Regions from separate parts of the Homo sapiens genome. Here region 1 is linked to region 2. A link is an interaction called in ENCODE POLR2A ChIA-PET data of the cell type or tissue named here. Cell type or tissue: PC-9. All regions are shown on one strand. Each heading gives the region's core, and the rest is flanking DNA. Links, peaks and the distances in the headings are about the cores only. Region 1 overlaps WDPCP (WD repeat containing planar cell polarity effector). Region 2 has its middle 5.3 kb from the start of AFTPH-DT.

Region 1 (4,397 bases), core at 267-4,266, 960 kb before region 2:
AGGTTCATTATATCAGGAGGCACACAATGTCAACTTGTCCCATTATTGGGGTTGGCAACTTATGTCACTTGGTAAATTGGTGTCTACCATGATTTCCCCCAGTTAATAAATATGTTGTACTTGATCACCTGAGGTCAGGAGTTCGAGACCAGCCTGGCCAACGTGGCAAAACCCCATCTCTATTAAAAATACAAAAAATTAGCTGGGTATGATGGCAGGCACCTGTAATCCCAGCTACTTTGGAGGCTGAGGCAGGAGAATCACTTGAACCCAGGAGGCGGAGGTTGCAGTGAGCCAAGATTGCGCCATTGCTCTCCAGCCTGGGTAACAAAGCGAAACTCCGTCTCAAAAAAAAAAAAGATTAATAAATATTTTGTGGGCAGATATTATGAAATTATGCAAGTATCCTCCTCATCAAAATTTCACCTACTACTGAGAAGAACAAAAATGGTGATTGAGTCCTGAACCAACAACTGAGGTATCCAGGTTCTCTCACTGGGACTGACTAGGCAGCTGGTGAGACCCATGGAGACTGAGGAAAAGCAGGGTGGTGTGACAGCCCACCTGGGAGCTACATGGGGGAAAGGAAGCTCCCACCCCTCAGCCAAGAGGGGGTGAGAAATTGTGCTACCCTGCCCAAGAAACCACACTTTTTCCACAGATCTGAGCAGTCCACAAATTAGGAGATCCCCTCATGAGCTCATGCCAGCAGGGCCTTAGTCTAACGCACAGAGATGTGCAGATTCTTTACAGCCACTTGGCTGGAGACTGCCTAAGACTACCAAGTTCCCAGGGAGAGGGGCGGCAGCCATCATTGCAGCTCTGGTCTGCTATTTTTCCCCTGCCAGTGCCAAGGAGACTGGGCAGTTTGGACACGGGAGGAATTCCTCACAGCATAGCACAGTGCCTGTGGCAGATTGTGGCCAGACTGCCTCTTGAGGCCGGACCCTGACCCATCCCTCCTCACTAGCTGGGGGGACCTCCCTGAGGGAATTTCAGCAACTCTAGCCAGGGGTTTATGGGCAGAACTCTGGTCTCCCTGGGACTGTACCCCTGCAGGGAGAGGCAGCCATGATCTCCGTAGATCAGCGGACTTAGTTTTTCCCCTGCTGTCTCTAGAGAATCCAGGCGGTCCAGGCCAGTGGGATTCCCCCCAGTGCAGCACACCCTCTCTGCCAAGGGGCAGCCAGAGTGCTTGGTTAAGTGGGTCCCGGATCCCGTGCCTCCTGACTAGGTGAGACCCCCCCGCAACAGGGGTTGCAGGACACCTTATACAGGAGCATTCCCACTGGATCAGGTCGGTGCCCCTCTGGGATGGAAATCCCAGAGGATGGAGCAGGCAGCCATCTTTGTTGTTCTGCAGCCTCCACTGGTGACATCTCCAGTGTGAGAGGGACCCAGGAAAACAGAGTCTGGAGTGGACCCCCAGCAAGCTGCAGCAGCCCTACAGAAGAGGGGTCTGACTGTTAAAAGAAAAACAAACAGAAAGGAACAACAACAACAACAGCATCAACAAAAAAAGTCCCCAAAAAACCCCATGCAAAGGTCAGCAGCCTCAAAGATTGAAGCTAGACAAACTCACAAAGATGAGAAAGAATCAGTGAAAAAAATGCTGAAAAATAAAAAAGCCAGAGTGCCTCGTCTCCAAATAATCCTCTCCAGCAAGGGCACAGAACTGGATGGAGGCTGAGATGGATGAATTGACAGAAGTAAGCTTCAGAAGGTAAGTAATAACAAACTTCTCTAAGCTAAAGGAGCATGCTCTAATCCACTGCAAAGAAGCTAAGAACCATGAGAAAACATCACAGCAGCTGTTAACCAGAATAACCAGTTTAGAGAGGAACATCAATGACCTGATGGAGCTGAAAAACGTAACATGAGAACTTCACAAATCAACTACAAGTATTAACAGCCAAATAGACCAAGTGAAGGAAAGAATTTCAGAGCTTGAAGACTATCTTGCTGAAATAAGAAAGGCAGACAAGATTAGAGATAAAAGAATGAAAAGGAACGAACAAAACCTCCAAGAACTATGGGGTTATGTAAAAAGTCCGAACCTGCGATTGATTGGGGTACCTGAAAGAGATAAGGAGAATGGAACCAAGTTGGAAAACATACTTCAGGATATAATCCAGGAGAATGTCCCCAAACTAGCAAAGCAGACCAACATTCAAATTTAGCCTCTTTGCATTGGGTTGGAACATGCTCCTTTAGCTCAGTGAAATTTGTTATTACCCACCTTCTGAAGCCTATTTCTGTCAATTCATTCATCTCAGCCTCCATCCAGTTCTGTGCCCTTGCTGAAGAGGTGTTGAAATCTTTCGGAAGAGAAGAGGCACTCTGGCTTTTTTAGTTTTCAGAACACCAGTAAGATACTCCATGAAAAGATCAACCGCAAGACACATAATCATCAGATTTTCCAAGGTCGAAATGAAGGAAAAAATGTTAAGGACAGCCAGAGAGAAAGGCCAGGTCACCTACAAAGGGAAGCCCATCAGACTAACAGCAGACCTCTCAGCAGAAACCCTACAAGCCAGAAGAGATTGGGGGCCAATATTCAACATTCTTACAGAAAAGAATTTCCAACCCAGAATTTCATATCCAGCCAAACTAAGCTTCATAAGTGAAGGGGAAATAAAATCCTTTTTGGATAAGCAAATGCTGAGGGAATTCATCACCACCAGGCCTTCCTTACAAGAGCTCCTAAAGGAAGCACTAAATATGGAAAGGAAAGAACGTTATCAACCACTACAAAAACACACTGAAGTACAAAGACCAATGACACTATGAAGCAACTACAACATGTCTGCAAAATAACTAGCTAGCATCACAATGACAGAATCAAATTCACTCATTTAACCGTAAATGTAAATGGACTAAATGCCCCCAATTAAAAGACACAGAATGACAAGCTAGATAAAGAATCAAGACCCCAACAGTGTGCTGTATTCAAGCGACCCATCTCACGTGCAAAGACACACAAAGGCTCAAAATAAAACGATGAAGGAAAATTTACCAAGCAAATGGAAAGCAAAAAAAGCAGGGGTTGCAATTCTAGTTTCTCACAAAACAGACTTTAAACCAACAAAGACCAAAAAAGACAAAGAAGGGGCATTACATAATGGTAAAGGGTTGAATTCAACAAGAAAAGCTAACTATCCTAAACATATATGCACCCAATACAGGAGCACCCAGATTCACAAAATAAGCTCTTAGAGACCTACAAAGAGACTTAGACTCCCACACAATAACAGCTAGAGACTTTAACACCCCACTGTCAATATTAGACAGAAAATTAACGAGGATATTCAGGACTTGAGCTCAGCTCTGGATCAAGTAGACTTGACAGACATCTATAGAACACTCCACCCAAAAACAACAGAATACACATTCTTCTCGGTGCCACATTCACTTACTCTAAAATCTATCACATAATTGAAAGTAAAACACTCCTCAGCAAATGCAAAAGAAGTGAAATTATAAAAACAGTCTCTCAGACCACAGTGCAATCAAATTAGAACTCAAGATTAAGAAACTCACTCAAAACCATACAACTACATGGAAATTGAACAACCTCCTCCTGAATGACTCCTGGGTAAATAATGAAATTAAGACAGAAATCAAGAAGTTCTTTGAAACCAAAGAGAACAAAGAGAAAACATAACAGAATCTCTGGGGCACAGCTGAAGCAGTGTCATAAGGGAAATTTATAGTACTAAATGCCCACATCAAAAAGCTAGAAAGATCTCAAATCAACACCATAACATCACAACTAAAAGAGCTAGAGAATCAAAGCAGACAAGAAATAACCAAGTTCAGAGCAGAACTGAAGGAGATAAGAGACATAAAAACCTCTTAAAAAAAAAAATCAATGAATCCAGTAGCTGGTTTTTTGAAAATTAACAAAATAGACGGCTAGCTAAACTAATAAAGAAGAAAAGAGGCCAGGCGTGGTGGCTCACGTCTGTAATCCCAGCACTTTGGGAGGGTGAGGCGGGCAGATCTTGAGGTCAGGAGTTTGAGACCAGCCTGGCCAACACAGGGAAACCCCGTCTCTACTAAAAATACAAAAATTAGCTGGGCGTGGTGGTGCGTGCCTGTAATCCCAGCTACTTGGGAGGCTTGAGGCAGGAGAATTGCTTGAACCAGGGTGTCAGAGGTTGCAGTGAGCTGAGACCGCACCACTGCACTCCAGCCTGGCAACAGAGTGAGACTCTGTCTCAAAAAAAAAAAAAAAAAAGAAAAAGAAAAAAGAAAAGAGAGAATAATCAAATAGAATAAAAAATGATAAAGGGGAGCTCACCACTGACCCCACAAAAATACAAACATCGGAGAATACTATAAACACCTCTACGCAAATAAACTAGAAAATCTAGAAGAAATGAATAAATTCCTGG
Region 2 (4,397 bases), core at 148-4,147:
GTGCCATTTAACTGGTTCCTCCAGTATTTCCTGTAAACTAGAAGCTGAATTTAAAGGCTTATTTAGATTCCAGGATAAATATGTTTGGCAAGAATACTGTGTAGTTCTGTATCTGTGTACTTTACATTGCATCACATCAGGAGGCTCGCTGTGTTCAATTGTCTTTGTCTTTTAGTGGGGGTTGGGGAGGGAGGCAGCAAAGCAAAAATAATACCTGCCAGGCTGGATGAGGCAAAATAGTCTAAGACAGGGTCACAGTGGAACCAAAAGTGTAGTAGAGAGATGTGTTAACCAGCCCCCTAAGATGTTGTCTGCCTCTGAGCCCTTGGCTTTGGGCTGAATCCCTCACCTGAGAGGACAGATGCTCCTCTTGATGGTATTTATGAAGGGAAGCAAAGTGCCCACCCACTCTGATTCTGACTGGGATCTGAGAACAAGACCCTCCTATACCCCAGGGCAAGCTCCCAGCACAGCCTCTGCACAGGTCTCTCCTGCTCAGTTCCGGGTAAGGACTGCTCTGATTTCCTAATAAGAAAAACAACACAATACAGCAACACTTATTTCATGGGCCCTACAGAGCTACAAGAACTTAGAGTCTGGTGCACTCAATATGGGCACAGACTAGAGCACCAGAATTATCGTCTCTGTCTCAGCTCTAGCACACCAGAGGTCCAAAATGTCATCAGGGAGTTCGGCATTGACAATCTCTGGAAAGCCAGTGTGACCGTGTGTTCAGGGGAGCAGCGGCAGACACTTGAGGGACTCAGAATTAGCAGCCCCAGTAGACAGAATTCTCTGAGGCAGTATCAGTGGCAATTGGCAGCTTAAGGGTGTTCTGAAACAAGTTCATTCTCAAACTTGGCACGACTGATATTTTGGGTTGGATAATTCTGCATTTTGGGGGGCTTTCATCTGTAATGTAGGATGTTTAGGGATATTCCTAGCCTCTACCTACTAGATGCCAGTTGTAGCCCCACATCAGTTGTGACAACTAATGGTGTCTCCAGACATAGGTAAATGTCACCAGGTTGGTGGGGAGGGGCTTGTGTCAACATTGCCCCATTTGAGAATCTTTGGTCTGGGGGAAAGGTCAATTTGGTGACAGTAGGGTTTTCCATTAAGAGACTAATACTGGGCTCAATGTAGGAATCTTTTACATACATTAATTCATTTCAGCTGGATAGCAACTCTGTGGGGTGGGAACATTTTCTTGATTTTTGCAGCTGAGGAAAGTTCTCTGCAAGGTTCTATGATGTTGCTAACGTTCATATCTGGGCCGATCCCACTTTGAAGCTGATCCTGTTCATGTACCAAGCTGCCTCTTTCTGACAGCACAATGTCAGCATCCCAGGCCTGGCTGCAATAGAGAAGTGTGGGGGACTGTCTTTTTTTGAGACAGGGTCTCACTGTGTCCCCCAGGCTAGAGTGCAGTGGCTCAGTCACTTCTCACTGCAGCCTCAACCTCCCAGGCCCAAGTGATCCTCTTACTTCAGCCTCCCAAGTAGCTGGGACCACAGGTGTGCGCCAATACACCCGGCTAATTTTTTTTATTATTTGTAGAGATGGGGTCTCCCTGTGTTGCCCAGGCTTGGGACAGTCTTGAAGGAGCATCATCTCAGGGCCAGGAGCAGCTTCTGGGTTCACGGCATTGATCTGGTTGGAGTTCCCAAAGGGCAATGGGAAGTTCCACTGGTGCTCTTCATGGGGCCACTTGAATGAAGACTCGAAGAAGAGATAGCCAGGAGAGTAGCTTTGGAGCTAGGGGTACATGGAACATGTTAAAGACTTTGAAGTGAAAGTGGTGGGCTCCTGAGAAATAACAATGAGAGGATTATCCCTAAATTCTTTATATACAAGATCCTAGCCTCCAAAGACATCTGAGATCATTCAAGACTTGCAGCATGAGAACAGTGCCTGGACAAACCATACTTTACTGGAACAGCTATAGGGTTGAGAGAAGCTCCCTCTGGGACCCCCGCAGAGAGGAAGGGCTGGTTTTTGGGAAGGGGAGGGCCTAATGCATGGGGCCTCAAGGAGCTGGAGAAGTACTCCTCAGCAGAACAATTGGATACACTGGGGCAAACACATATCTGAAATGAAGCATTTCTCAAACTATTCCAGCAGATCTTCCTCTTCTTTGAACTTGTTACTTTTATTGTCAATCCTATGCAGCTTCAGCACTTAATTATTCTCCATTTGATAGAATCAGAAGTTTCAAGGTGACAATTGTTTCAGGTATATCAGTCTTGTCTCCCCAACTAGACTGTTAACTCCTGTTTCTGGGCAGGAACCAAAGCCTGTTTCTTTACAGTCCCTCAGCACAGAAATAGAGGAAGCTGAGTGCATAAAGGTGTTCAGTAAATTGTTAATTAATTTAAAAAGAAAAATTACAAAAATAATAATCAAGGATAGGATCATAAATTGATATTACACCTGTATAACTATAAAACAATTGAAAGACATGATAAATAGCAAAGCCTCAAGAAAGCTATTAAAAATACATTAAATTTTTCAGCTGGGCGTGGTGGCTCATGCTTGTAATCCCAGCACTTTGGGAGGCCAAGGCAAGCGGATCACCTGAGGTCCAGAGTTCAAGACCAGACCGGCCAACATGGTGAAACCTCGTCTGTACTAAAAATACAAAAATTAGCTGGCCAAGGTGGCGCACACCCGTAATTCCAGCTACTAGGGACGCTGAGGCAGGAGAATCGCTTGAACCCAGGAAGTGGAGGTTGCAGTCAGCCAAGATTGCGCCACTGCACTCCAGCCTGGGCAACAAGAGAGAGACTCCATCTCAAAAAACAAACAAACAAACAAACAAACAAACAAAAAAAACAGAAATACATTAAATTTTTTTTTCTAGAACTACCCACGCCACTCATTCAATGGAATGTCATTTACTGAATAAATATGTATCGCCATCAACCATGTACCAGGCCACTTTCTTGAAGTTGGGAATATAGAAATGAATAAAGCAGACAGAAGTCTCTGCCTTCATGCAACTGTTAAAATTGCATGAAAACTATTTCTATTGTATTTCCCTGGATCCTATGACTACACAAATTTAAAGACAGATGTAGGTTTTAAACAAAGGTTCAGCATTGTACAATAGAAATATAATGTGAGCCACATTGTGATTTAAAATTTTCTAGTAGCTAGTTTTAAAAAGTAAAAAGAAACAGGTGAAATTAATTTTAATGTTTTACTTTATATATTTTTGTCATGACTCACTGCAAGGTTTCCACTTCTCTTCACCTTGAAATAAGGGACAAAAGTAGAAATAGAGTTATCACTTCCACAGTGCCCTGAGGCCAATCTCCTTCAAAATAAAGGAGACTTTTCTCCTGAGAGACAAGTTGCTCAGAAAGGTCATGTTTTCTCCAGGTGATCAGGCTGAATTTCACAACATAGCAGGTTGATAGTGGAACCATTATAGCACATAATGAGCCCTTCAAAGCTTTGCTCAGAGCCAAAAGAGAGGCTTGAAGACTAGAATAAAGAAGAAGGTTGGGCTGCAGCTCCCTTCAGGAGAACACTCCATCTATATTGCTCCATATGTGGTAAGCCCATGAGTGGGTACAGGTTCAGTCCTTGGGGCTGTGAAGTGCAAGATCAAGGTGCCAAGAGATTTGGTTGTTTGGTGCGTGCTGTTCTCTGCTTCCAAGATGGCACCTTGTTGTCAAATCCTCCAAAGGGGGTGGAACGCTGGTCCTCATGTAGCAAAAGAATATGTCTAGATAAATCTAGGAAATTAGTTTGAGGTCTTTGATTTAAATGTTACGTATTCAGGTCAATTACCACTACCAGAAGCCCATCCTTCAAAAGTTTTTCGTTGGAAAGTTCTATAAAATTTGTTAGAACTTTATATACAGAATTTGAGCCTTTAAAAAATTTGCTGAAAAAGTTTCAGCACCTTTAGAAATAATGTAGTCAAACAGCAGTTTCTTCCCTACCTCTCCAATTTTATGGATAAAATTAATACTGTCTTAACAGGTTAAGACATATTAAATATTGAAATATTCAATATTTTCCCTGATACATTGAATATGTCCATAAAGTTCTAGATATCCAGTACTCCAGGAAGTACTATAACACCAAATTGTAATTTTTATTATTTATGCAATAAATTTGATAAGCAAATCCAAGAAAGATCAGTGGGAATGATTAAGAAACAAAATCTCTGTTGCTCATCACACTTTGGGAAAGTCGCTCATTATTATTATTATTATTATTATTATTGAGAAGGGGTCTTGCTCTGTCAGCCAGGGTGGAGTGCAGTGGCGCAATCACAACTCACTGCATTCTTGACCTCATGGGCTCAGGTGATCCTCCTACCTCAGCCTCCCGAGTAGCTGGGACTACAGGAGCATGCCACCTCACCTGGCTAATTTTTTGTA

Evidence for each region. Peaks named below come from ENCODE experiments on the same cell type or tissue, not always from the same donor. Only the 100,000 strongest peaks of a DNase experiment are listed, where the experiment ranks them.
Region 1: POLR2A ChIA-PET joins it to region 2 with 9 read pairs; 1 of 35 experiments calls an interaction of 5 or more read pairs at or near these places.

Annotation. Positions count from the first base shown.
Region 1 is chr2:63,554,306-63,558,702 of GRCh38, forward strand. The region is part of intron 1 of WDPCP (WD repeat containing planar cell polarity effector); the gene reads right to left. Among named protein-coding and RNA genes, the nearest start is that of WDPCP, 32 kb to the right of the region's middle. In PC-9, for the core only: no CTCF peak of the experiment used is centred there; a DNase peak (open chromatin) is centred at 1,826.
Region 2 is chr2:64,516,642-64,521,038 of GRCh38, forward strand. No RefSeq gene overlaps it. Among named protein-coding and RNA genes, the nearest start is that of AFTPH-DT, 5.3 kb to the right of the region's middle. In PC-9, for the core only: no CTCF peak of the experiment used is centred there; no DNase peak of the experiment used is centred there.